2 separate regions of the Homo sapiens genome follow, and region 1 is linked to region 2. A link is a contact called in ENCODE Hi-C or POLR2A ChIA-PET data. All regions are on one chromosome and are shown on one strand. The core of a region is the stretch at or near the end of the contact, and the rest is flanking DNA. Distances in the headings are between cores, read along the strand shown. Region 1 overlaps PITPNC1 (phosphatidylinositol transfer protein cytoplasmic 1). Region 2 holds the start of C17orf58 (chromosome 17 open reading frame 58).

Region 1 (3,611 bases), core at 512-3,011, 350 kb after region 2:
GTGGAACTTCTCTGCAAGCGATGCTCTTGCCTCAAGGGCCCTGCCCAGCTCCTCTCGGCCCGGCAGCTGGCTGGTGGGGAACGCGTGGGGCTGCAAGTTCTTCTAGCCAGGGTTTTATAAATTCATCCACAATGAGATCTCTGGCTCCGGATGCTACCGATTCTCTCCAGGCTTGGCAGATGGCAAATTGGACCCTTGTAGTTAAAGCCCATCTGTATCGAGGGGGTTGAGCTGGTGCCAGGGCTGTTTCCCTGGGGCCAGATGGACTTCGGCACATCTTTAGAAGGCGTCCACTCTATAGGATCAGCCACACCTGCAGGCCTCATCCATCTCGCACTGGGACAAGGCAGAGCAAAGGGCTTGTTTGAGCAGCCCGTGTAAAACTGCGTCCTCGTTTTGGATAGAATCAGTCTCCCACCTGGAAGGTGCAAGGAGAAGCCCACAGGAGAGCTTGGTCCAGCTGGGGCTGAGCTTGCATCTTGGAGGCAATCTTATTAGCTGACGTTCACTGAGATATGAAGTCTCCATGATTAATTACACTCTCAATTTGAACCACAAAGGGCAATAGCCAACAGGGGCTTGCCCTGTTAATTGAAATGAGAAGTTTTTGATAAATGCTAAATGAAAAAAGGCTAAGCAGGAACTCCAGCCAGGAATTGCTACATTATGTAACTATAACCCTCAGCCCTAAAATAGGGATGGATGAACAACACATATCACATGTCAGATTTTTTTCTCTCCATCCTGGAACTTCTCCTGAAGACTCCAAGGTGTTGCAGATCTCATTCTCATTCCCCTCCAATGAAAGTAAAGTTTAGCCCTGAATTAATGTAGGATTCCTTGAACTTGAATCTTAAGAGGGATACACATAAAACCAAGGAGCTTTCAAAGCAGCTAGTCCCCAAAGACCACTTATTAAGTGACCCTATTCATATGAAATGCCCAGAAAAGGGAAATCTATGGAGACAGAAAGTAGATCAGTGTGGTTGCTGAGGCTTGGGAGATGGGTGAGGGGAGAGGGTAGGGAGATGATAGCTAAAACATATGAGGTTTCTTTGTGGGGTGATGAAAATGTTTTACATTTGATTGTGGTGAGGTAAACATGTGATTATAGTAAAATCCACTGAACTATACATTCAAAATGGCTGAATTGTATGGTATGTGATCTATATCTCAATAAAGCTGTTTTTTTGGGTTTTTTTTTTAGACGGAGTCTCATTCTGTCACCTGGGCTAGAGAGCAATGGTGCAATCTCGGCTCACTGCAACCACCACGTCCCAAGTTCCAGCAATTCTCCTGTCTCAGCCTCCCAAGTAGCTGGGATTACAAGCACGTGCCAGCACACCCGGCTGATTTTTGTATTTTTAGTAGAGATGGGGTTTCGCCATGTTGGCCAGGCTGGTCTCAAGCTCCTGACCTCAGGTGATCCACCCGCCTTGGCCTCCAAAAGTGCTGGGATTACAGTGGTGAGCTATTGTGCCCAGCCAATAAAGCTGTTTTTTAAAAAAGAGACAAAACTAAGGAGCTTTCAGAATGTGCTGGAGAACTGACCTAAAACTTGACTTAAAAGGTCAACTGCTATGCATCAACTTAAAAAAAAACAAACCAAAACCCTAAATGCAAATCATGCCAGAAGCAGTCAATTCTTGCTTTGTTAGCAGTTAATACCTAAAGTGCTATTTTTAAAGCATTTGCTCTTGGCACTAGAATGCACCGCAAACCCTGAGCGGTTTGTGTTTTTTCTCTGCAAAATGACTCTCTTAAAGGAGTTTGACTCATAAGGTGCATCTGATGTGTAGAAAGGCACTGAAAGGCAGCTGTGGCAAGGGGAATGTTTCTGTTTTGTACCCTTCTCAGTTATAGTTCAGTGCCACAAACACTTGAAACTCATTGCTTTAAGAAGAGGGACGAGGCAAATGAGAAATTTGAGCACATCACACAAAACAATGTAATAGTCCATGGTTTTGGCCAGGCGCCGTGGCTCACACCTGTAATCCCAACACTTTGGGAGGCCAAGGAGGGCGGATCTTTTGAGGTCAGGAGTTGGAGATCAGCCTGACCAACATGGTGAAACCCCGTCTCTACTAAAAATCCAAAAAATTTAGCCAGGCATGGTGGCGCATGCCTGTAGTCCCAGCTACTCAGGAGGCTGAGGCAGGAGAATCGCTTAAACCCGAGAGGCAGAGGTTGCAGTGAGCTGAGATCGCACCACTGCACTCCAGCCTGGGAGACAGAGCAAGGTTCCATCTCAAAAAAAAAAAAAAAAAAAAAAAAAGCCTATGGTTTCTAGCCCCCAGGATGCCTTTTAGGAACTGGGGAGAAGATGAAAGCAAATGAGAACTTGCAAGAGAGGTGGCCAGAGGAAAGTCAAGGAAGGAAGCTGGGAAAAATCACCCTAGGAGCTAACGTTTTCAAGTGCTTGCTCCGTACCAGAGTCTGTGTCAGGCACTTCAGATTCGCTTTCTCATTTCATCCTTGTGATGTAATACAAAATAGATTTGGTTTTTGTCACTGCTTCCTAAGACAATGCTCCAAAAACTCCTGGAATTTCCTGAGTGATGGGGGTGACTTTTGGGATGCATAACAAGCTCCTTCAGATCACATACACAGGTGAGGGGCCCTAGATGGCCTCAAGATGGCTCTGGTCACCAGAAACACCAGGTGATTAGGGGGTTAGAACTTTCAGCCCCATCCACTGACCTCTAGGGAGGGAGGGGGTGCTGGGATTGAGCTCCATAAACGCTTAAACACACTGACCTGCTGGGAGGATGGCACACCCAGAGGGGGCACGGAAGCCCCAAGTCCCCACCCCCCAATACCTCACCTGATGCCTCTCTCCCATTTACCTGCTGCTGAGTCATATCCTTGATAATAAACTGGTAAATCTAAGTAAATGTTTTCCTGAGTTCTGTGAGCCTTTCTAGCAAATTATTGAGCCTGAGGAAGGAGTCGTGGAGACCCCAGATTAAAAAAAAAATTTTTTTTAGTAAAAAAAATAGAGATGGAGTCTCACTCTGTTGGCCAGGCTAGTCTCGAACTCCTGGCCTCAAGTGATCCACCTGCCTTGGCCTCCCAAAGTGCTGGGATTGTAGGAATGAGCCACTGTGCCCGGCCTATAGCCTGTCAGTGAGAAGTGGGGCAGCTTTGTGGGACTGGGATCTGATGCTAACTCCAGATAGACAGTGTCTAATTGAATTGAATTGTTGGACACATAGCTGGTGCTGGAGAATTGAACTGGTTGGAGACACAGAAAACACCCCAGAATTCTCATAAGCAAGCTACTAAAAGTAGCCCACTATTACCTGCATTTTCAATAATGCCCAAGGGGATGCCCCCGTGCTATTCCCAAGCTCACACTCCCATGGTTCCATCTCAGCCCTAGCCATGGGCTCCTTCAAAAACTCCTTTAGAAATTTCCAGATGGGCAGCAGGTGCAATCTCTACGTTCCTCTGCAAGCTTTTGGGGACACTTATTAGTATCACCCAAGTCTTGCAGGATGGCAGCATTGAGGGTGGGCCTGCAAGTTCCCGGCTCAGCAAACAGTCAACTATTTTTTGTGTGTGTGTCAGGGTCTCACTCTGTCACCCAGGCTGGAGTGCAGTGGTGCAAT
Region 2 (4,052 bases), core at 557-3,056:
CAAGTAGCTGGGATTACAGGTGCCCGCCACCATGACTCGCTAATTTTTGTATTTTTAGTAGATATGGGGTTTTACTATGTTGGCCAGGCTGGTCTCGAACTCCTGACCTCGTGATCTGCCCACCTTGGCCTCCCAGAGTGTTGGGATTACAGGTTGAGCCACCGCACCCAGCCAGCAAATTTATTTTCTTTGATTTAATGCTCAACAGGCAAACTTCTTTCCTCCTCCTCCTCCTCTTCCTCCTCTCCTTCTTTTTTTTTTTTTTTTTTTTTTTTGAGACAGAGTCTCACTCTGTCACCCAGGCTGGAGGGCAGGGCAGTGGCGCCACACTGCAAGCTCCGCCTCCCAGGTTCACGCCAGTCTCCTGCCTCAGCCTCCTGAGTAGCTGGGACTACAGGCGCCCGCCACCACGCCCGGCTAATTTTTTGTATTTTCAGTAGAGACGGGGTTTCACTGTGTCAGCCAGGATGGTCTGGATCTCCTGGCCTCGTGATCGACCCACCTTGTCCTCCCAAAGTGCTGGGATTACAGGCGTGAGCCACCACACCTGGCCCTGCTCTCCTTCTTCTTCTTCTTCGTTCTCCTCCTCCTCCTCTTTTTTTTTTTCTTTTTGAGACAAAAGTCTCACTCTATCACCCAGGCTGGAGTGCAATGGCATAGTCTCAGCTCACTGCAACCTTTGCCTCCCAGGTTCAAGCGATTCTCCTGCCTCAGCCTCCTGAGTAGCTGGGACTACAGGTGTGTGCCACCACACCCTGCTAACTTTTTTGTAATTTTAGTAGAGACAGGGTTGCACTAATTTGGCCAGGCTGGTCTTGAACTCCTGACCTCGTGATCCGCCTGCCTTGGCCTCCCAAAATGCTGGGATTACAGGCGTGAGCCACTGTGCCTGGCTCCTCCTCTTTCTTTTCTTTCTTCTTCTTCTTCTTCTTCTTTTTTTTTTTTTTTTTTTTTTGAGACAGGGCCTCTCTCTGTCACCCAGGCTGGAGTGCAGTGGCACAATCTCGGCTCACTGCAACCTCCACCTCCTAGGCTCAAGTGATCCTCCCACCTCAGCCTCCCAAGTGGCTGGGACCACAGATGCGAGCCACCATGCCTGGCTAATTTTTGTATTTTTTGTAGAGACAGGTTCTCTCCATGTTGCTCAGGCTGGTCTTGAACTCCTGAGCTCAAGAGATCCTCCTGTCTCGGGCTCCCAAAGTACTGGGATTACAGGCATGAACCACCCTGCCTGGCCTCAACAGGCAACATTCTGATTAATAATTAGACCTCTGGGCCCGGCGTGGTGGCTCATGCTGTAATCCCAGCACTTTGGGAGGCCAAGGTGGGTGGATCACTTGAGGTCAGGAGTTTGAGACCAGCCTGGCCAACACGGTGAAATCCCGTCTCTGCTAAAAATACAAAAATTAGCCTCGCATGGTGGCATATGCCTGTAATCCCAGCTACTTGAGAGGCTGAGGCACGAGAATCGCTTTAGTCCGGGAGGCAGAGGTTACAATGAGCTGTGATATATAATGAAACAGTTTTACTAAGGAAGCAGTGACTTGGTTTCTCTAGAAATTGCCTAACACACACATTCCAGGATACATTCTCTGTCATCTGGAATCTCCCTTCCACAAACCCACGCTGTCTTAAGCACTATTTTCCTATTTGTTGTTGACCTAATCTAGAAAAAAGCTCCCGTCACTCGTTCTCCCCCACCCAGTCCCTCAGTCCCGAAACACGCTTATTCTCTGCACTTGTCACCCCACCCTTTGCTGCCCCCACCCCAGCGCGCAAACGCACACAGGTTTAAAGTTTAGGCTGTGATGCTCTCCTCGCCCGCAGATCACAGGACAGACATTCCCGGGGACAACTTTGCAAGGCCATGTGCTCGTCCTCCTTAGGAAGGAAGAGGGAGAAATCCCTGCGGCTCGGTTTTGTTCCAATGGTCTGCTCAGCGAGTGATTCCCGTTTCCCCAAAGGCTGCCCCTCATTAGCATGAACGGGGGTGGGGGTGTGGAGAAGGGGTTGGGGGAGAGAAAGCAAGCAAAAGACCAGGCTCACTTTTAGAGCCTGGGAACCCTGTCTGCAAAAATGACAGCTAGAGCTTTCTGGCTCCTCTGTTTGATCGTCGGATCATCCCCCGAAGCACCGGTGGCGGAGAGAAAAAGTAAGATTGGTGTAGTGCGGGGCCCTGGGAGCGGAGCGGGGATCTGTGGGGGGGAGCTGGGAAGGAGGCTCAGTGAAACGTGGGACGAGGAGGGGGGTCAGAGCTCGCAAGAGAGGACACCCCGGGTCTGCGTTCGTCTTATAAAGGAGCAAAGTGTGTCCCCAAGGTTTCGTGTCTCTTGGCAGCCTTTTCGGAAAGAAGCCAATTTAGCTACTGAAATGATCCCGAGCAAGCCGGGCAGGCTGGGGAAAACTTTGCATGTTAAGTAGTTGCTCCATCACGGAGGAGGGAAAGTGTCAAAAGGGGTCGTGGCGCGCCTTTCGGGAGCCGTGCCCGGGCCGGGCTCGCAGGACGCCGCGGGGTCCGCCCCCCTCGACTGGGTGAGCAGGGGCTGCGGGGGGCGCTGTGGAGGGCTGGGGGGAAGCGGGGCCGAAATCCGGCAGCCCCGGGCACTTTGCTCTCCCCGCAGCCCCAGCGCACAACCTTGGGACACCTGAGCCGGGGTTTAACTAACACGCACACACTCTTATACTTCATGCACGAAATGAAATTAAGTTACTCAGCCCGTGAAGAAATGAGGGGTTCTCTGGGGGATCGTGTTTTTGTTTTGCTTTTATTTGGATGTTCTGTCGGCTTCGCTATCTCTGGGAAAAACAGTTTCCGTACCTCACAGGGCAATTTACTCTGGGTTATTTTTCCACATGGAAATTGAATGACTTCAGTGGCATTTAACCCAAATATCAGACAATCTTTCCCATGACAACAGATGGTTATATCAATGGGGAAGCAGTTGTGAGGTCAACAGTTGACAGTCAGGAATTGGATATCCACCAGAACTTTATTCAGCTGTGCATGGCACAACCGTTTAACAACATAATGAGTCAGAATCAACCTCTTTGCAAAAACATGAACTCTAACCAGCTATTATTGCTGGGTGAAAGCTGATTTTAAAGCAGATTATCGATTTGGCAAGACTGATCAACTTTAAATGAAGTGTTGCCAGAGCTGCAAATGGGCAGATCCATCTCTTTAATGCAAGGGGAGAGAAAAATAAAGGCTAGTTCTTGCCTGTTTGGAGGGCACTGGGACCCAGGCAAGCAAGGAGGTGAAATTGTGTAACTGGTATGGAAAGGTGCCCAGCTCCCAAGCTGGCTGAGGTTTACTCACCAACCTGTCTGCAGAACTAGGGAAAATCATTAATAATTTTAAAAATTTGTTTTCATGCCATACCATTTAGGAGTCTTTCCTCCATCATCTAATGGGGAAAAAAATGTAAGCGACGTGTGCTTTTATACTTAACCAGGGGCCTCTCTGCCTCCCAGCCAAGCTTTTAAAACCTTCCTTAGCTGTGGTTTACCAGTAAGTGGTGTCCAAGAAGCCAGATAAAAATCCACTTACAAATGCTCGATTCTGCAGAGACCGGGATGACAGTGTAAACATGGATGGGAAAACCAAATAGTTCTGTTGTCAGGGGCGCTTAAAGAATTAGGAGAACCTGTAATATGAGACCTTTCCCCCTGGGGTTTGCTCTTGGTACTTTCTCAACAAACTGTAAATAGCAAAGAGGCGGATGTTTATATATGTTTTATATATATATATATATATACACACACACACACACACACACACGCACACGCACACATACACACATATACGTATATATTAAAGGAAGGGCAAAAAAGTTTGTTATCTAACCAGTGTTGTAAGACATGTTTAGTCTTAGAGTAAATAGGGGGTTGTAATTTTAAAAGCTATAATCTTAGAGGTCAAGACCCTCGTATCCTTCTTCCTTTGGGGCCTGGGAAGCGCGTGCCCCGCTTGGCCGCGACGCTGCGTCCGGGTTCTCCCTGCTTCACTTCCAGGCCTCCGGGCCTCCCTCCCATCTCTCCTCTTGCAGGTG

What was found. Hi-C counts contacts between places; a loop is a spot of excess contacts on that map. ChIA-PET counts read pairs that join two places held with the same protein, here RNA polymerase II (POLR2A). Pooled maps may share reads with other maps.
Region 1: a loop to region 2 is called in a map with no recorded cell type, with 3 times the contacts of the local background. The contact joins the enhancer-like site here to the promoter of C17orf58 in region 2. A Hi-C loop is called at or near these places in 1 of 37 single-sample maps with no recorded cell type and 1 of 50 pooled maps. POLR2A ChIA-PET finds 5 or more read pairs at or near these places in 2 of 52 experiments (B cell and activated naive CD4-positive, alpha-beta T cell).

The regions. Positions count from the first base shown.
Region 1 is chr17:67,649,106-67,652,716 of GRCh38, reverse strand. The region is part of intron 6 of PITPNC1 (phosphatidylinositol transfer protein cytoplasmic 1); the gene reads right to left. Among named protein-coding and RNA genes, the nearest start is that of NOL11, 67 kb to the left of the region's middle. RefSeq lists enhancers at 1,198-1,277, 1,958-2,117. Within about 2 kb of position 1,761, at least 3 of the 41 ENCODE cell types and tissues checked have a DNase peak (open chromatin) inside an H3K27ac peak, as active enhancers do.
Region 2 is chr17:67,994,223-67,998,274 of GRCh38, reverse strand. C17orf58 (chromosome 17 open reading frame 58) reads left to right here and starts at 1,806. Exons shown (of 4, transcript NM_001382359.1): 1 at 1,806-2,152. The coding sequence starts at 2,077. RefSeq lists a silencer at 2,487-2,576.